Linked DNA regions of Homo sapiens: region 2 is linked to region 1. Evidence: chromatin loops called from intact Hi-C (ENCODE). Cell type or tissue: heart right ventricle. All regions are shown on one strand. Each heading gives the region's core, and the rest is flanking DNA. Links, peaks and the distances in the headings are about the cores only. Region 1 holds the start of ZMYM4-AS1 (ZMYM4 antisense RNA 1). Region 2 overlaps ZMYM4 (zinc finger MYM-type containing 4).

Region 1 (10,751 bases), core at 1,695-9,694:
AAGAAGATGAAGAAGAAAAGGCTAAGGAGATAAGTAAGGAGTACCTGAAACAACAAAAAGGGGTGAACGAATAAAAAAAGGGTAAAAGACTAAGTGAATAAAAAGGTAGAACTGTAAAGAGTCAAGGGATAACAGGTTAAAGAAATGGAAAATTTGGATAATGGATAAACCAAACATGAGAAGAGAACATAATCTTAAAGAGCAATTGAATTACATAAGATCAAGACATAGATAAAATGACACATAGGTAGAAATGACCTGTCTCTAATAAAGCTTAGGCAAACACCAGAGACTGGAGGCCAAAGAAACATGATAAATCTAGATGAAAAGAGTAACATGTATGGACAATAGTAATAATTTTTTAAAACGAGAAAGAGGGCATATTTTAAAACTTACGTGTTTTCCATAGCCATTTTGAAAATAACTGATAAATCTTTAAAAAAAAAAATCTATGACTGACTTTTTTTTTTTTTTGAGACGGAGATGTGGCTGACTTTTTTTAGGAGCTGGGGGGGACCAGGTCTCACTATGTTGCCCAGGCTGAGTCTCAGACTCCTGAGCTCAAGCAATCCTCCCACCTCAGCCTCCTGAGTAGGTGGGACTACAAGTGCATGCCACCATGCCCAGCCTATAGCTATGATTATAAAAGGATAAATATCACTGAAATTTTAAAGACTGTTGATCCCTAGAGTAAGAATTAAATAAAGAAACATGAAGTTATTATGTGAATGATTTCATGGCAAAATAAACAGAAAAAAAACTATAAAAATTAAAATCTTCAAACTGATTTAAGTCTTACAATCCCATGATGAGTGCCGGGCACGGTGGCTCATGCCTGTAATCCCAGCACTTTGGGAGGCCAAGGCGGGTGGGTCATCTGAGGTCGGGAGTTTGAGACCAGCCTGACCAACATGGAGAAACCCCATCTCTACTAAAAATACAAAAAAATTAGCTGGGCATAGTGGTGCATGCCTGTAATCCCAGCTACTCGGGAGGCTGAGGCAAGAGAATCACTTGAACCCCGGAGGTGGAGGTTGCAGTGAGCCAAGATCGTGCCATTGCACTCCAGCCTGGGCAACAAGAGCAAAACTCTTGTCTCAAAAAAAAAAAAAAAAAAAAAAAAAAAAGAATCCCATGATGAACATACTGGAATACAGAAATTAGAGACAGGATATATACCTAAGTACTCATTTTTAAAAGTACATTTTACAATTCAAGCAGTATAAAGTCTCTTTTTACTAAATAATTTTACTACATAAGTTATAACTATAAAGTAGTAAGTATAGCTTTTTTAGAAGTTAGGATCATTGGGCTGGGCGCGGTGGCTCACACCTGTAATCCTAGCACTTTGGGAGATTGAGGCGGGTGGATCACAAGGTCAGGAGATCGAGACCAACCTGGCTAACACAGTGAAACTCTGCCTCTACTAAACATATAAAAAATTAGCCGTGCAGGGCCGGGCGCGGTGGCTCACGCCTGTAATCCCAGCACTTTGGGAGGCTGAGGTGGGTGGATCAGGAGGTCAGGAGTTTGAGACCAGCCTGACCAACATGGTGAAACGCCATCTCTACTGAAAATACAAAAAAAAAAAAAAAAAAAAAATTAGCTGTGCATGGTGGCGGATGCCTGTAGTCCCAGCTACTCAGGAGGCTGAGGCAGGAGAATGGCGTTAACCTGGGAGGCGGAGCTTGCAGTGAGCCGAGACTGCGCCACTGCACTCCAGCCTGGGCGACAGAGCGGCGAGACTCGGTCTCAAAAAAAAAAAAGAAAAAAAAAAAGTTAAGATCATTAATTCTCCCATTCAACAAATACTTATTAAGCATTTACTGTGCTGGGTATATTGAAGTAGATACACAAAGTTCCTACCCTTGTGGGGGGTGTGGGTGTGTGTGTATATATATATATATGCATATATATATATTTATTTATACTGACATAAATTATATGTATTTACTATGTGTACAACATAATTTTCTTTCTTTTTTTTTGAGATAGAGTCTCACTCTGTCATCCAGGCTGGAGTGCATTGGTGCAATCTTGGCTCACTGCAACCTCTACCTCCCAGGGTCAAGTGTTTCTTGTGCCTCAGCCATCTGAGTAGCTGGGATTATGGGCATGTGCCACCAGGCCCAGCTAATTTTTGTATTTTTACCAGAGATGGAGGTTTCACCATGTTGGCCAGGCTGGTCTTGAACTCCTGGCCTCTAGTGATCCACCTGCCTTAGCCTCCCAAAGTGCTGGGATTACCGGCGCAAGCCACCACGCCCAGCCACAACATCATATTTTAAAGAACAGGCTGAGTATCCCTAATCCAGAAATCCAAAATGCTCCCAGTATCTGAAACTTTTTGAGCGCCAACATGATGTTTAAAGGAAATGCTCATTGGAGCATTAAATTTCAGATTTTCAGATTAGAAATGCTCAATCAGTTAGTAGATATAATGCAAATATCCCAAAACCTTTTTAAAAATCCAAAATCTGAAACACCTCTGGTCCCAAGCATTGAAGGTAAGAGACACTCAACCTGTGTGTGTGTGTCTGTGTGTGTATACACATACACACTGTGCGATGCCTAAATCTAGCTAATTAATATATGCTTTCCTTGGTTACCATTTTTGTGGTGAGAACATTTTATATCTATTCTCACCATTTTTCAAGAATACAATGTATCATTAACTACAGTCACCATATTGTACAATACATCTTCAATTCTTTCTAACTAAAAAATTTTGTATCCTTTAACCAACATTCCCTGACACCTTTCCCAACTACTTCCTCATGGTTTATGTTCTAATGAAATAAATTTTTAAAGAAATAAGCCAAAATCTATCACTCAAAATAGCCCTGGTATAATTATTATTCTAACAATGACAACATAACTCAAAGATATATTTTTTAAATTCCCTTTTATAAATTCCTTCACAAAAGGCATTGAAAGTCACAAAAGCACCAATCTTATATAATCAAATTTCATTTTTGAACAAAAATTGATATAAAATATCTTAATCTGCACTTTAATCAATATACATGGTTCTAAATGGCTTTTAGCCACATGTGAACAGTAAATAAGCACTCAGGAGATAAAAATTTGATAGCACAGAAGCTATTCAAAAGAATGTGTAATTAGCTTGAAAGATAGTCCCAAAACAAAAAGTTGCAGAAGTTTCTATTGTTCTTTTAAATAGCGGCAATTTTACAATAAAAATAGAGATTCCAAAGAAAACTGAAGTCTAATCTACATTTGTATATATAAATTACAGTATATATTTAAGCTGCCTCAAATATAACCAAAATTTACCCTGTCGGTCATTTCAAAAAAATGAAGCATAAACGATGTGCATATCAGTAACTTCCAGAAAAACTTCTAACCATATTTAAATTTCTTTTAAACATCTCTTATCTAACTGAACTAGGAGGAGGAGTATCTTTTTCTCCTCTCCGGGCAGACAAAGTGCAGCATCTGTGTGAGGAACTATAAACATTACCGCCTAAAGTAATAAATGAATCATGGTTTGAGTAGCCTGATAGAGTGTTTCAGAACAAGAGCATTATTCCTCTTTTTCTGACTTAAACTGTTTCTAACAATCATAAAATTAGTCAAAGTTATTGTGTATTCCTCAAATATATCAGGATGACCTTATTACAGTCATAAGATCATACCCCTTTTTTGTTATTAAACATTCCAATGGACACAATGTGGTAGTTCAGAGACATTGAGAAAATAAAAATATAGGCCAAGCGCGGTAGCTCACACCTGTAATCCCAGCACTTTGGGAGGCTGAGGCAGGCAGATCACGAGGTCAGGAGATCGAGACCATCCTGGCTAACACAGAGAAAGCCCGTCTCTACTAAAACATAGAAAAAATTAGCTGGGCATGGTGGCGGGCACCTGTAGTCCCAGCTACTCAGGAGGCCGAGGCAGGAGAATGGCATGAACCCGGGAGGCGGAGCTTGCAGTGAGCCGAGATCACACCACTGCACTCCAGCCTGGGCAACAGAGCGAGACTCCGTCTCAAAATAAATAAATAAATAAATGTGCGCACACACACACACACACACACACACACACACACACACACACACACTGGAAGCCATTTAAGGTTAAGAAGAAAAGTATTAAAGAAATTCAAATTACATAACAGGAAATATAACTTAAAATATTTGTTGGATTTAAATATCTATTGCCTATAGTTATAAAATACTGCTGTAATACAATATCCCTAAATGTGCACTTTTTGTTATATCAGGCACTTCAACTAACAAGGATGGGAGAGCTGGTTTCAAAAACAATACATAAAAGTAACATTATTGAAAGCTAAAAAACAAGCTGAGCACCTAGCACCTGGAAGACTGAAAAGCAACAACTGAAAGCAGACAGAAAATAATGTGGTATTTCTCAAAAAAAAAAAAAAAAAAAAAAGGAATAAATGTAGAATATCAAATGTAATACATGACCTAAGAACAAAGTATGTTAAGAGAAAGGAAAGAAACAAAAAAGATAATTTAGAATTCTGCTATACTTTGAGCAACTTGAACAAGTTTTCTTGGTGAGAGGAGGCGGTGGGCGGGCAGGTGGAACTGTATATCCAGTGAGGCACAGTGTGGAGCAGAATAGCTGAGTAGACCCTTTCCTCTGATAAGCAGTTTGCCCCTTCTGGAGGATTTTTTTACAACCAGAACAGGAAACTCGAACAGCTGTGGCTGGAACTGAAGGAAGCATTTTATTCATGCCAGATGACGCCAGTGAGGGCTGAAAGCCAGTAGTCAACTGTGGAGCTTTAAAAAAAAAAAAAAAAAAAAAAAAAAAAATTGAAAGAAAAAAATGTTTTACTTTTTACCATGAATTTTAAGTAGACATTCTTTCTTTCTCTTCTAGAACTAGTCTTGAAACCCAACAGTAATTATGCAATATACAATTTAAAGGCATCCTAAGTGGGTAGAGAGAGCTGCCTGGTTTATTAATACAAGCAGAATTTCTTCTCATTCATATTGGTCAGAACATACACAATCCATTTATTCAGGTCTGTTTCTTACCAAGAGGGCTGCCACTGACTGAAAACACAGCACTAATTTTCAGTTCCCCCTCTTGAGTTTTTTGCTGTTGGCCATGACTATACTCCTTTAAAGAAGAAAAAAATAAATAAATACATAGAGAAAAGAATAAATACCTAAAGACATCCAGACATTCAAGACATTTTACTACCACTATATAGAGGTGGAAAATGTTTAAAACATTAGTAAGAAATAATAAAGTACAAAACAGCAAGCAAACTATAATTAAATATAGGTAAAATATGTATATGCTAGGAGTGTAAGACAGAAAAAAATGAAAGTATCTACTTAGTCTGTGACACTAAGTATTTATTATTTTTGAAAAATCTTTAATTTTATTTTTATTAAAGTATTATAAGTTACTGTTTATTATAAAAGTAATACACAATCACTATAGAAAATTTAGATAAATAAAAATAAGAAAAAATTTAATCATATTTTAATCACCCCAAAACAATCACTGTTATTCTTTGGGTATATTTCTTTCCAGTCTTTTCCCCTCCTCAATGCAGAGGTTTTATTTCTTAATAAGTTGTAATTATATTAAATATACCATTCTTATAAACTGATTTTTTGCTCATTTGAATCATTTGAACGTTTGTATATTAGTATATATTACTCCAAAATTACTTCTAATGGCTAAATATACCAGTGTTTCTAAAACTGAAGTCCAAGAATCCCTGAGGTCTACATAGTCTGAAAATTCTAAAAGAATGCTGTTTAAATTTTGTTTTTATTTCAATGATTTCTATGTGCATATACACGTATTTTAAGTCATGAGTAACCACCATATAACTGAGTTCTACTACAACCTTTCAGTGCTGTTTGCTTTTTACAATTATACAATTGCATTCTAAAATCATTACATAATAGATTTAACTTTTATTTTAATATATTGTTTATCATATTGAAACATGCAAAAACTCTGCAAGATCACTTATTCTTGGAATTCTGGAGTATCTCAGATATATCTCCTTTTTTTGTGATGGGGAGTTGTCGGCACATTACTCAAGTTTGAAAATACAAATATGTATTATTTAAGAAACATAACACATTACACAGAGATGTGACTGGGATGAGGTGAGTGAGGCACATGCCTCAGGTACAAAATTAAGGGGGCACCAAAAACCTCAGTAATGAAGATAATATTTTAACACAGTATTTTTAAAAATCAAATTTATGCAAGGTCCATGAAGAGCAAAATATCAAATTTTTAAATAAATACCAAATCAGTATTACTGATTTTTTCCTTCTGCCTCCGGCTCCAATGGCACCAAGATTTTATAACCACAACACAATGTTGGTCCATTTAATGTTTCCGCATATTCAGTACAATCAGTAATGCCACGATGAATATCTCTGTGAATATTCATACTCCCATATTTAGGATTATCTCCTAAGAAAAGAATTCCTGAAGTGGAACTACTAGGTAAAAAGGTACATAGTAAAGGTTCTTGATACATAATGACAGGTTGTTTTCCTCCCCAAAAAATGTTCTTAATTATATTTACTCCAGTAATTTATGAAAAAAACACCATTTAAAAGTATTTTCCCACTTTGTTTCAATTTGCAGCTATTTTTAATGTTCATTTACAAAAAGTACATTATAATGGAACACTATTAACTCTCAGTAGCATTTGTTATCAACATTTCCTCAATATGTACGTTAAGTTAAAATTTTATATATTTGTTTCCATTTTTGTGCCAAAAAAATCTGACAGTCTTTACCTTTGTGATTTCTTCTATCTCTTACAAAGTTTTATTTCCACATTAAAAGAATAAGAAAATAGTTTCATTTTTATAATAATACATTCATTTACTCCAGGGATCAGCAAACTTTATCTGTAAGGGACCAGATAGCAAATATTTTTGACTTTGCAGGCCATATGGTCTCTGTCCCAACTACTCAACTCTGCTCTGGTGGAGCAAAAGCACCCACATAATATGTAAATGAATGAATGTGGCAATGTTCAAATAAAACTTTATTTATGAAAGCAGTGGGTGGAAAAACAAAAAAAATGGGTGGGGGGGGGGCGCTGGATTTGGCCCACCACTGATAATTTGCCAACCCCTGCCTTAGTCCATTTGGAATTTACTCATTTTGATGTATAATGAACATTTTTCTTTTTTGAGACAGAGTTTCACTCTGTCACCCAGGCTAGCTCAACCTCGGCTCACTGCAACCTCTGCCTCCTGCGTTCAAGTGATTCTCCTGCCTCAGCCTCCCCAGTAGCTGAGATTACAGGTGCCTGCCACCACACCCGGCTAATTTTTGTATTTTTAGTAGAGATGGGGTTTCAACATGTTGGCCAGGCTGGTCTTGAACTCCTGACCTCAAGTATCTACCCGCCTCAACCTCCCAAAGTGCTGGGATTACAGGCATAAGCCACCATGCCCACCTCTTTATCTTTCTCTAAATAGTGAATTCCTTTCATTTGCCATTGATAAATATATCAAATTCTTAAAAAATAATGTCTGTTTTTGGGCTATCTCTTCTATATCATTTTCAGTCTGACTAATCTTATGATATCATGCTATCCTAACGAAACTAATTGTAGGATACTTATGGCCAGACGTGGTGGCTCACACCTGTAATCCAATCACCTTGGGAGGCCGAGGTGGGTGGATCACCTGAGGTTAGGAGTCTGAGACCAGCCTGGCCAACATGGTGAAACCCTGTCTCTACTAAAATTACAGAAATCAGCGGGGTGTGGTGGTGCACGCCTGTAATCCCAGCTACTCAGGAGGCTGAGGCAGGAGAATCGCTTGAACCCAGGGTGGTGGGAGGGCAGAGGTTGCAGCGAGCCAATATTGCACCATTGCACTCCAGCCTGAGCAACAAGAGTGAAACTCTGTCTTTTAAAAAAAAAAAAAATTAATTAATTGTATGATGTTCAACCATTTAACAGCATTTGCCACATTCAACCTCTCCATCCATTTTTTAGAATATATGTGTAATAAGTGTGTGTATGTGCATGCCTATTATTCTTCTACAAAACTTCATAACCTAACCATTGATATTTTCATCAGAATTGCATCAAATCTAAATCTCAATTTTTTTTTTTTTTTTTGAGATGGAGTTTCACTCTTATCCCACAAGCTGGGGCACGATGGTGCGATCTTGGCTCACTGCAACCTCCACCTCCCAGGCTCGAGTGATCCTCCTGTCTCAGTCTCCCGAGTAGCTGTGATTACAGGCATGCACCACCACGCCCGGCTAATTTCTGTAATTTTTGTATTTTTTAGTAGAGACAGGGTTTCACCATGTTGGCCAGGCTGGTCTTGAACTCCTGACCTCAAGTGATTCGCCCCCCGCTTGGCCTCCCAAAGTGTTAGGATTACAGGCGTGAGCCACCGCACCTGGCCTTAAATCTTAATTTAAAAATAACTGACATCTACATATTTCTTACATTTAAAAAGATGGTCTCTTCATTATTTCAAGTTGTATTTGATATAAGTACTTTTTAGTTGCTGCTGGGAATAGTGTATCTTTTTCATTATATCATCTAACTGGGAAGTTTATTTATAGAAGTATTGGTATAATTCAACTAGGTACTCCACTAAATTTTCATGAATTCTATTAATTCTTTCATAAATATTCTTAATAGCAAGTGATAATTTTATTTCCCTTTTTCCATTATTTTTTCTTCTAATTTCTTTAACATGGATTGAAGTAAAAATCCAACAAGAGTTAAATAATAACGATGACATCCGCAACTTGTATTCTTTTAGTAATATTAACAGAAGATTTCCATCATTTTACTTCAACTTCAATAACTGTTACTGATCTGAAGTAGTAGTTCCTTACTATGATCAAGAAAAAATCTATTCTAAGAAATGTCTGAATTACATGAGATGTCTTTTGGCATCTAATAAAGTGACTATTACAGATACCCTTATTTGACCTGCTGATGAAATATATGTATTAAAAGATTTTCTAACATCGACTAATCATGACATTCCTTCATTATATAGTGTATTAAAGAAAATTTCCTTAAATATTTTTATTTTAATCTCAGAAAACTCCAGAAACAACCAATACTCATTGGCATACATTAACGGTCTGCAGTCAGCTCTCTTAGTCTCTGTGATGGCTATTGCAAACTTCTGCTGGATTCCTTTAGCCTTGAGTACGTATTATTTATGTAATATAGTAAAATAGTATACATCTTAAGTACTGTTTGTATGGTCCACAATGCCTTCAAGGCACAATCATGTTTGGTTTATGTTTGGATCCTCCCATGATCACTAATTTTACAAGTATTTGATAAACAAATCAATGAGTAGCCAAATACTAATAAATATTTTCTGAGAAGTAAATATCTAATTGGTAACCCAAAAGCTTTCAGAAGCAGAAAAACACATGCCAAAACACAAAAAAATTCCTTTACCAATACCTTTACCTTCTTAGTTTACTACAAATGAAGATCAATATTAATATCCCATGAAAGTATTTTAGAAATGAATAACACAGTTTCTATTGCCAAATTAACTCAATATGGCTAAAAGAGCCCCAACATTTGAATTACTACATTTTCTTTCCAAAACTGTGTGAATGACTATTATGACAATTAGTTCATTTGCTTTCCCATTTTAATTGAGTTCTTTCAATGAGAGACTACACATTAGCTCGTCCTCTATTATTATGAACAAGAAGAAAAAGAAATCATGACTTTAATGTAGTATTTACTGAATGTACAGTTTTTAGACCCTATGGAAAAGGCAAAAGAGGAAAATGAGGTCTCTGGCTCTCTTTAAAGTATCTATTTTGAAACCTTCCCTTGGTATTTTTAAAATTAAACAACTTTTATTTACAGAAAGATTGGTAGACTAAAAAAAAAAAAAAAAAAAAAAAAGACTTTGATTATGACCCCAGATTGGCTCCTTCCTGGCCATGAGGGCTTGAGTAACTAAATCTCTATATCTCTCAGCTCTCTCACCTATAAATGTTAACATCCTCTACTCTGGCCATCTTATACAGGGTTGTTAGGCGAATTAAGCAACACAGTACGTGTAAAAGCATCTGTAACTGTAAAAATACTACAGAAAACATTATAGAAACATGCAATAGAATTAGAATGAAGAAATGAAACTGTGAGACCCAATGACATTATGCCAGTAATAGAGGCAGGAGGACGGACAATGACTGGCAAATCCAGAATATCATAACTGAAGAAATAACCAAGAGCAAATGGGTAGAGGAAGTTAAATACATACACACACATTTCAGCACCTTGTTTATATAGTAAAGTAAAGAAATTAGGACCAAAATGAATTGTGTAAAAAAGAGAATTAGGAAGTGAGCTAAAAGCAAAACTACCTAAATTAAGCACAAAGAAAAGCCAAAGGAAGTTTTGAAAAGGTGCCATAAACTAAAGCTATGATTTTATTGAACCATGAAAGAAGTTACTGGTAACTGATGGTCAAAAGTAAACACTGACCACAACTGTAAAATCTATCAGTATTTTATGAGAGGCTAATAGTACTTTTTTGAGACTAATAATATAATACACTAGAGTTCTCTTTTCCAGTCCATGGGAAATGAATAAAAGTAATAAATTATGCAATTTTGAAAGGCAATACTCTTCTAAAAGAAGGAGGGAAGGTGGAGACGGGTGTGGAAAAGACAAGAAAAAGAAAAGAAGGAAAGAATCACATATCTAGTTTATAACATGAGAGCTGCTCTGGGGGATTTCTAGA
Region 2 (10,751 bases), core at 1,722-9,721, 49 kb after region 1:
TTATTCCTTAAGTTAACCAACCACCACTACAAGCACCATCACTCGCTGATTCACCAAAAACTGGGTAAATAATTATCTTACTTGTTTTTATTAATCTTTCTTGTATGCATGTATAGCTCACATTTATTTCAATGTTTAATATTAGAAGTGTTTCAGATCTTTATTTAGAAGTTTGATGGTGTTTTTGTGACTAAAAATATGCCACAGGAACTTAACTCTTACTTCTATCAATTTAAACTTATGGTAAAATTGGTTTCATTATATGTCATTTCACCTAAAGTCACAATTTCCAAGAACATATCAACAACATTTAGTGAGGACTTATTATACAGCCATACAATAAAATACTGAGTAGCCATTAAAAAGGGTGCAACAGGTCTATATCCATTGACACAGAAAGATGTCTACGCAGTTGAATGAAAAAAAGCAAGAACAGTATCTATGATTCCTACACACATATATAAATCTCCATACACCATGTATAGCTATATACACTCATAGAAAAAAGTCTGGAAAGATATATATGTTAAACTTTTAAAACTGGTTATCTTTGGAGAATGGTAATGACAAAGACTTTTACTTTCTATTTTATTCATTTCTGTATTGTAAAATTGAATGTATTACTTTTATAATCATAAAAAACAAATTATTTCTAAAAATACGATAACACAAAAAGAATTTTAAAAGAAAATAAAAGACCTTAACCCAAGTAGAAACCCTTAATAGTGGTAAGTATAATCTTCCATATAGACACGAAGTATGGCTATATTTTAATATGATAACTATGAGAATAAAATATTTATTGAAAAAAAGAATAAGATTCTTACAATTCAGATTAACCTGCTGAAAGAACAGTACGTGATGAGATCTAGACTAAATCAGATTGAACCATCACATAAATCAGCCCTAACTAAACACTGTAATAGTTAAATACCACATCTAGATTAACATTCATTTTCTATCTAAAGACATGATTGTTTTTTCTCAAATGGTACTTACAGTTCTCTACAATTTCATCAAAAACTGCACCACTTTTTTGTTCAAACTGGAAAAGCAAAAAAGGAAAAAGTAACATTACCATCATATCTTCTATCATACATTCTTTTGGTATCCCTCCCTATTCCCCAAGGAGCTGTAATTTTCAACCCAAATGACAAGTGCACAATATAAACAAAAACATTGCCAAATAGAGTAAAATAAAATTTAGGATGAACCAAAGTAGTTCTCAGACCAAAGCCCCAAACCAAAAACTAAGAGATAAATCACATCCTCTCACTATAAACAACTACTTATTTTTTTAATCATTCATGTCACAAAAGAGATGATCATATATATTTTAATAACAGTAAACACAGCTAACGCTTCATAAGAACTTACTAACACCGAGAACTATGTAAAACTTCCCATCAAAACTGAACAGAAAAATTAACAGCTTTTGCTCTTAAGCTAAAGCCAAAAACATGCTGCTCTTAAATTGAAAGTGAGGCCTGTTATAGGGATGGTTCCTACTGAGTACGTTAGTGCCTAAGACAGAAGTAGAGCCATGTCAGAGGTAATTTCAGATCTTTAAACACAGAGGGAAAAGAAAGCAAAGCACCGGTAACTCCACCAAAGAACTAAAGAAAATGGCACACTTCACTCTGAGTCTCTGAAGGCCTCCTTACTTTGGAGGTTCCTGCTTCCCTGCCTGTTACTCATCAGTGAGGCAAGAACACAAGAAATGCTGCTTCTTGATAAACCTTGCCTACTGTAAGAAGCCAGAATCAGCCACCCCATTCAAGGGAGAGACTTTTAAGGAAAAAAGAACTACCTAGCTACCTACATAACTGTAGAGGAAACACAACAGCTAGCTATAGTAATCAGTAGTATCTGATATTCATAAATATGAAGAGAAAATAAAAGATCCCAGGTTTCCAAAAGAAACCTATGTGAAAGAGAAAGTTCAAGGTAAACAAACAGAACCACCACTCCAGAAGGAAACAAGTAACTTATAAAAAAGCAACTTCTTGGCTGGGCCCAGTGGCTCACACCTGTAATCCCAGCACTTTGGGAGGCTGAGGTGGGCGGATCACAAGGTCAGGAGATCAAGACCATCCTGGCCAACATGGTGAAACCTCATCTCTAGACAAAAAGTTGGAAAAGATAATTTATGTGACATGGAGGATTGAAGCACTAAGTCTAACAGCAATATCAAAGGTACCCCCAAAGAAGAAAATAATGGTGAAAGGGATAACAGAAAAAAATTTCCCTGAACTGAAGATATAAATACCATATCTGAGATTGAATGGGCCCACTAAATACCAAAGAAATAACAAAAAAAAAGGATACATCCTGGTAAAATATATCAGAATTCCAAAAGAAAACAAAAGGAGCAATTTTTTAAATGATAGTGCAGGTAATTTATAAACACATTTAACTTGAAATTCAACTATGTAAACATTGGAAAGTAAAGGAAAGCAAACTAATAGTGAAGGTCACTCCACCTACCATTCCAGTCAATGAGCTAGGCTCTAGAATGAAAGGGAAATGGGAAATGAAAAATGTCACTCTGGGCCAGGTGTGGTGACTCACGCCTGTAATCCCAGCACTTTGGGAGGCCGAGACGGGTGGATCATGAGGTCAGGAAATCGAGACCATCCTGGCTAATTATGGTGAAACCCCGTCTCTACTAAAAATACAAAAAAATTAGCCGGACATGGTGGTGGGCGCCTGTAGTCCCCGCTACTCAGGAGGCTGAGGCAGGAGAATGAGGAGAATGGCATGAACCTGGGAGACAGAGCTTGCAGTGAGCTGAGATCGTGCCACTGCACTCCAGCCTGGGCGACAGAGCGAGACTCTGTCTCAAAAAAAAAACACCAAAAAAACAAAAAACAAAAAACGAAGAAAAATGTCACTCTGTAAGCCAAAGAATGAAAGCATCTGCCTACACTGAGAAGAATCCCATTGTTTAATAACAGTTTGTTTTTGAACAATACTGTCCCAAGGCCCGATGCTATTATTCCTTCTCATCTTATACAATATTTCTCATGACTCTCTATCCCCCTAGAGCTACTGCTCATTTTTCTCTTCCCCTTGACAGCAGAACTCTTCAAAGGAGTTGTCCAGCCGGGTGCAGTGGCTCACGCCTGTAATCCCAGCACTCTGGGAGGCCAAGGTGGGCAGATCACCTGAAGTCAGGAGTTCAAGACCAGCCTGGCCAACATGGCAAAAACCCATCCCTACTGAAAATACAAAAATTAGCTGGGCGTGGTGGCGGGCACCTGTAATCCCAGCTACTTGGGAGGCTGCGAGGCAGGAGAATCACTTGAACTCAGGAGGTGGAGGTTGCAGTGAGCCGAGATTGTGCCACTGCACTCCAGCCTAGGGGACAAAGCATGATTCCGTCTCAAAAACAAAAACAAAAACAAAACAAAAAAGCCAGGCGTGGTGACTCACGCCTGTAATCCTAGCACTTTGGGAGGCCGAGGCAGGTGGATCACAAGGTCAGGAGTTCAAGACCAGCCTGGCCAACATGGTGAAACCCCATCTCTATTAAAGATACAAAAAAATTAGCCGGGCATGGTGGCACACACCTGTAATCCCAGCTACTTGGGAGGCTGAGGCAGGAGAATCGCTTGAACCTGGGAAGCGGAGGTTACAGTGAGCCGAGATCACGCCATTGCACTCCAGCCTGGGCAACAGGGCAAGACTACATCTAAAAACCAAAACCAAAACAAAAAAAAAGTTGTCTATACATGCTGCCTACGACACCTGTCTCTTGAACCCACTTCAGTAAGGCTTCTGCCTGCACTATTTCTACTGAAACTTTTCTCGTCAAGGTCATAAGCGACCTCCACACTGCTAAACCCAATGATCTATTCTCACTCCTAAAGGAAAAAAGAGAACTAGAAGATGACAACCATTTAAGGTGAAAAAATTTGGATCACAATCACTACTTCACATCAACATTAATCCCAGATAAGTTAAAAATAAACTGAAAAAAAAATAAAAGCCCTAGAAGATAGAAAAGTCTTTTAACCAGAAAAAGAGATCTTCATGAAAAAGATTTTAAAGTTTGACTATATTTCTAAAAAATTGTTTGGAAAAGCTTAAAGGTAATATGAATGAAAAAGTTGTAGTAGTAGTATAATAATGGTTAATATTCTATGTATAAAGCAATCTTGGACTCAATTAAAGAGTACTATCCCAATAGAAAGTGATCAAAGAACATAAACAAGCACTAAACATTCAATCTTACCCAAAATCAAAATTGAGATACCATTTTCTCTCAGACTGGTAAAGATACAAAATGAAGAGAGACATAGAAATGTCCCTGTTTTTAAAAAACCCAATAGTATATCTTGGAAAATTATACAGAGATCTACTTCATTCTTTCCAGTGGCTGCACAGTCTCTTATTATATTATACTGATGAACATTTTAAGGTTGCCTCCTGCTTTTTTTTTTTTAAATGCAATATTGCAGTTGTCATCTGTATACATATGATATGGCTTAGGTATGTGAGTATATCTGTAGGATCAATTTCTAGAAGTGGGATCACTAGGTTAAAAAAGATCACTAGGTTAAAAAAATTAAATATTTAATTTTTTAAAATTTAATTCCTTCCAACTAAGCTTCATGAGTTACTGGGATTATAGGAACACACCACCATGCCCAGTTTATGACACTTTTTTTCCAAGTACTTTATATGATTTAATCCAATTTAATCTCCCAAAAATCTCATAAGGTAGGTACTGTTAACACCTCTATTTTATAGGTGAAGAAATGGAGGTACTGAGAGGTTAAGGGGAAGGACACACACACACACACACACACAGCTCTGAAAGTCTCCCAAGAAAAATGTCCAAACTTCTGTGGATATATAAGACTCTCCAAAATCTAGCCCTAATTTCCTCTACAGCTTTATCTTTTCCTGCCTTCACATTCCCATTACATCCCCATCCTGTAAGCAAATGCTCCAGCCATGATAAATAACCTATAGCTGCTCACCCAACCTTTCAGGTAGTTTCAAGCATCTGGGTCACTGTGCACAGTGCTTAAGCTTTTCCAGTCTTAATTCAATAGTAAACATATACTCAGCTTCAAGCTAAAGCTGCTACTCCTCTATGGTACCATAATCTCACACACAACCCACACACACCCAACTTCCCGAACAAAGTAGAATTCACAGCTCTTTCCTAGTGATACTACGACCAATGTGACTGTGTAACAACTATAATAACTTTACTCCCAAGTTGGGAATGCTATAAAGAATCAAGTACCCATACAGGTTTCTGAAGCTGTATGAGGTCATATCCCATTCTTTTTGTAGACCAACCTGCTGACAGATAACAGGGGTTATACAAACCTTGAGTTTTAATCCAACTTTGGAGACTAAACACAAAATCAATAAAAAGGAGCGCTTTATATAAAGACCTTTAGAATAATGTTAAAAATTAAAAACAAAAAACAATCTAGTTAGTTTCTTTCAATAGAACCTAAATGAAATCAAGATTCTATAAAGGATTAGAAATCCTACACTTCTCAAAGCCAGGGCAGGCAAAAGTGCACCCTGAAGAAAAAAACAAACAAAAGATTATTTTTCTGCTATAACAGTCTCGCAACACAGAACATTTCAGTGACCAGATATGTGGGACTTTTTCATCACACACCAAATATCTAGCAGACACCAACTGTGTGTCCTATAATTCACTTCAATTCTGACACTATCTACCTAGAATTAAGAGTAAGATCCCACAGGTTGAAGGCTCAGTCCAACAAGGCTGCCTCCCACTTCAGATACCAATCACAAGCCCCAGGCTGTGACTTGACCTTGTAACTGGCCAGCTATATAACTTGGGGTGTGCGCAACCCCCACCTCAGGTTCAATTAATTTGCTAAAGCAGCTCATGGATCTCAGGGGAACACATTTACTGGTTTATTATAAAGGATACTACAAAGGATACAGGTGAACAACCTGATGAAAGAGATGCATAGGATGATACATGCTGGGGAGAGGCATGGAGTTCCCACGTCTTCTCTGGGCATGCCACCTTTCCAGCACCTCTGTGTGGTTCAGCAATCCGGAAGTTTTCTGAACCTTGCCTTTGGGGTTTTTATGGAGGCTTCATTATGCAGCCATGATTGAGTAAATCATTGGCACTGCTGCTCAACTCGATGTTTAGCCCTCTAGTCATGTCTTGGTATTTTTGGTGACCAGCCCCATGCTGAAGCTATGGAAAGGCCTGGCCCTAAGCCCAAGTCACTCATTAGTACACAATCCACACTTATCACTTCAGAGATTCCAACAGTTTTAGGAGCTGTGTGCCAGGAACCTGGGGCAGAAACCAAATATGTATTTCCTATTATATCACAGTATCACACTAGCCCAAAGATATTTTTATTTGTTCTGTATTTAGTAGCCTAGCACCTACAACACTGCGTAAAATATAACAAAAACTCAGTCTTTGCTAAATAAAAGAATCATTTCTATTAGTTAATAAGCAGTTTGAAACTTGTTTATTTAAAAAACTTAACCATAGAGTGTACTTTAAATTTTCCAAAACTCCCAAAGTTTCCACTGAAGTTTCAAATAATTTGTATACTTTCAACAGACCACTCCAAATCAAATGTCCAATCCTATTCCTATTCCTTCAACCGCCACAATGAGTAATGTTAGTCTTTCCCTGTTGCTACTCTGATTTGGATGTCCCTTAGTTTTTCAAATGTATTAATCCTGATGATTTTTACAATCATTTTTTTCAAGTTTCTCAATGTGAGAAATTTGTTTTGGAAAAATTTTTTTGAGACGGGTCTTGCTCTGTTGCCCAGGCTGGAATGCAGTAACATGATCATGGCTCACTGCAGCCTCAAACTCCTGAGCTCAAGGGATCCTCCCACCTCAACTCCCAAGTAGCTGGAACTAGAGGTGTGCACAACCACGCCCAGCTAATTTTTTAAAATTTTCTGTAGAGACTGGGTATTGCTATATTGCCCAGGCTGGTCTTGAACTCCTGGCCTCGTGATCTTCCCACCTCAGCCTCCCAAAGTGCTGGGAATGCAAGCATGAGCCACCACACCCAGCGATATTATATTTTTTATACAGGCAGCTACCACGCAGAAATATAAAAACGACTATGCAAGCTGAAACCATGCAAAGCAATCTTAATGATCAAAGAGAAAAATTAAAATTGTTCCATGATCTTTTTTTGTCAAAACACTTGAAACGTTAAAAACTCTGTCAGTTTGGCCAGGCACGGTGGCTCACACCTGTAATCCCAGCATTTTGGGAGGCCGAGGCGGGCTGATCACCTGAGGTCGGGAGTTCGAGACCAGCCTGACCAACATAGAGAAACCCTGTCTCTACTGAAAATACAAAATTAGCTGGCCATCATGGCCCATGCCTGTAATCCCAGCTACTCACGAGGCAGGAGAATCACTTGAACCCGGGAGGCGGAGGTTGTGGTGAGCCAACATCATGCCACTGCACTCCACCCTGGGCAACAAGAGCGAAACTCCGTCTCAAAAACAAAAACAAAAACACTGTGTCAGTTTAAATGTGTAGGGAAATGAAAAAATATTGTATAACTAATATTTGCTTACTACGTTATAATTTAAAATGTGAGAATCAAAGGGTTTTATTTATTTGTAAAAAATCTACCAGGAGTATGGCTGGGCACAGTGGTACATGCCTGTAATCCCAGCACTTTGGTATGCCAAGGCAGGCGGATGACTTGAGGTCAGGAGTTCAAGACCAGCCAGGCCAAGATGGTAAAACCCTGTCTCTACTAAAAATACAAAAATTAGCCAGGTGTGGTGGCACATGCCTGTAATCCCAGCTATTTGGGAGGCTGAGGCAGAAGAATCACTTGAACCTGGGAGACGGAGGTTGCAGTGAGCCGAGATTATGCCACTGTACTCCAGCCTGGGTGACAGAGCGAGACTTCGCCTCAAATTAAAAAACAAAAAAACAAAAAACCCTACCAGGAGTAGACAGTGCCTGCCTTTGTCTTTTCCTATGTAACTTGTGATACAGAATAAGCAACTTTTCCATGCCTTAACAAACTGTCAGCCGGGCACAGTGGCTCACCCCTATAATCCCAGCATTTTGGGAGGCCAAGGTGGGTGGATCACCTGAGGTCAAGAGTTCAAGACTAGCCTGGCCAACATGGTGAAACCCTGTCTCTACTAAAAATACAAAAATTGCCAGGCATGGTGGCACGTGCCTGTAGTCACAGCTACTCGGGAGGGTGAGGCAGGAGAATCACTTGAACCCGGGAGGCAGAGGTTGCAGTGAGCCAAGGTTGCGCAACTGTACTCCAGTCTGGGTGATAGAGTGAGACTCTGTCTCAAAAAAAAAAAAAAAAAAAAAACTGCCATAATCCCTTCTAAATTTGAATTGGCTTCCAAAATTATACCCTTTGCTCTTTGAATCTTTTGAGTATCTCAACGAGTTGTGTTACTGTGAAATTTGTACCAGTATTACTTCCACTATGACATTCGTCTCTTTGTTACAACATTTTCCTCATTTATGTTTGTAAGTTTGTCTTCACTGAATTCTTCAGGTGACATATCTACACACTCCCCTTTATGGCCACTTGAAGATCCTATGTCTTTCATTGCATAAGTTAATGATGGGCTGCATTCCAAAAAAGACCTATCCCATCAACATGTTAAATAGCTGATGATCACAATTACCTGCCTTAAGTAATCTCTGGAATCTGGGCACAAATTTCACAGCAGCATCCCGATCTGTTCTAGCATCTTTACCAGAAAACTTATCAACAATCTATGACCATTCTGAAATGATCAAACCAGCCTTTACTGGCAACAAGAAGTCCTTCGGTTGGCTTGTAATTAGTTTTCTTTCAGTGCAACAACTAACTTCAATGATTCAGCCTGAATGCTAGCCAAATTGACTACATTTTATACAATTTATTTAAATTACGTGATAAAGCTATCTATCTATCTATCTATTTATTTATTTATTTTTTGAGACAGAGTTTCACTCTTGTTGCCCAGGCTGGAGGGCAATGGCGCAATCTCAGCTTACTGCAGCCTCCACCTCCCGGGTTCAAGGGATTCTCTTGGCTCAGCCTCCTGAGTAGTTGGGATTACAGGTGCCGCCTTCACACCTGGCTAATTTTTTGTGTTTTTAGCAGAGACAGGGTTTCACCATGTTGGCCAAGCTGGTCTCGAACTCCAGACCTCAGGCGATCCACCTGCCTCGGCCTCCCAAAGTGCTGGGATTACAGGCGTGAGCCACCACGCCTGGCTGAAGCACTTTAACTTTTTTTTTTTTTTTGAGATGAAGTCTCGCTCTTGTCCCCCAGGCTGGAGTGCAATGGCATGATCTCGGCTCACTGCAACCTCCACCTCCCAGATTCAAGTGATTCTCCTGCCTCAGCCTCCCAAGTAGCTGGGGTTAGAGACGCCTGCCACCATGCCCAGCTAATTTTTGTATTTTCAGTAGAGACAGGGTTTCACCATGTTGGCCAGGCTGGTCACAAACTCCTGACCTCAGGTGATCCGCCCGCCTCAGCCTCCCAAAGTGCTGGGATTACAGGCGTGAGCCACCAATTGAATTTTTTCAATATAGTTCATACTGTAACTACATGCAGGCCTAGCTCTTGTCCTATCTTCACTTGCCTGTCACCATTTTTGGATCATCTAATCACATCTAATTTTTCAGTTCCTGTGTTATCACTTTTGATTCCTTTTCTGAACTTTCATCTTTTTTTGCAAATTCTCTCCTCTTGAGTATCCATTTTCATAAAATGTCACATAAGTTTATAATTGGGAGACAAGGATGCAACACAACTACACACTTTGCTGTCTGTGTATGAACTAAATAATAGATGCAGAGTGAAAAACTGCAACACAGACTCTGAAAGAAGTGATGTGATTAGTCACTGCTCGTGAGACATCTGCTAATTACATAGTGATTTGTTAACACAAGAGCTAGCACTGAAGTTTATACTTTATGCAATTGCTCACAGTTAACACACTATGGTAAATGAAATATGAACTGTGTTGTTAGAGAACTGGCATTTAAACCTTGGCAACTGAAATTCAAGCATATCAGAACAAAATAAAAGTGAGGACTAACTTACTATTACACATTTGCTACCAAATACACAGTAGGTCTTGAGAAGGACTACTAATTTCAATACTGTAATAGTCTAGTCACTGTTCTGCTACTAACAAACAAAGCTTAAGGGAGAAACTTCACTCCTCTGGGACTCGATTTCTTCAACCCATATAATTAATATATAATAAAGTTGGGCTACATAATCCTAAAAACTCTTTCCAAACGTTCAAATTTAATGCTCACAATTCACTCTCAAGCTAGGCATAAACTAAAAACTTGAATTAGTATTATATAATGGACACTGAATACTTGTTAAGAAAACTATAAAAAGTAGGTCTAATTCTCTATACATAAAGTATTTCTTTTTAATTAAATGACTTTTAAAAAATAATAATAATTTTTTTTTTCCCCCAGACAGGGACTCACTCTGTCACCCAGGCCAGGGTGCAGTGTCATGATCTTTGCTCACCACAGCCTTGAACTCCTGGGCGCCAGCAATCCTTCCGTCTCAGCCTCCTGAGTAGTTGGGACTACAGGTACATCCAGTGAATTTTTTTCTTTATTTTTTTGTAGAGACAGGGTCTCACTGTTGCCAATTCTGGTCCCAAACCCCCAGGCTAAAGCGATCCTCCCAACTCAGCCTCCCAAAGTGCTAGGGTTACAGGGGTGAGCCTGACTTTTTA

What was found. Peaks named below come from ENCODE experiments on the same cell type or tissue, not always from the same donor. Only the 100,000 strongest peaks of a DNase experiment are listed, where the experiment ranks them.
Region 2: a loop joins it to region 1, with 2.0 times the contacts of the local background. A loop is called at or near these places in 3 of 110 quality-filtered maps.

Annotation. Positions count from the first base shown.
Region 1 is chr1:35,364,396-35,375,146 of GRCh38, reverse strand. ZMYM4 (zinc finger MYM-type containing 4) reads right to left here. Exons shown (of 30, transcript NM_005095.3): 6 at 5,034-5,118; 7 at 4,520-4,775. ZMYM4-AS1 (ZMYM4 antisense RNA 1) reads left to right here and starts at 9,070. Exons shown (of 2, transcript NR_046659.1): 1 at 9,070-9,181. In heart right ventricle, for the core only: no CTCF peak of the experiment used is centred there; a DNase peak (open chromatin) is centred at 4,726; H3K27ac peaks cover 1,120 bases.
Region 2 is chr1:35,315,654-35,326,404 of GRCh38, reverse strand. It overlaps ZMYM4 (zinc finger MYM-type containing 4), which reads right to left. Exons shown (of 30, transcript NM_005095.3): 2 at 1,000-1,045. Among named protein-coding and RNA genes, the nearest start is that of ZMYM4-AS1, 45 kb to the left of the region's middle. In heart right ventricle, for the core only: no CTCF peak of the experiment used is centred there; a DNase peak (open chromatin) is centred at 6,224; H3K4me3 peaks cover 553 bases; H3K27ac peaks cover 4,731 bases.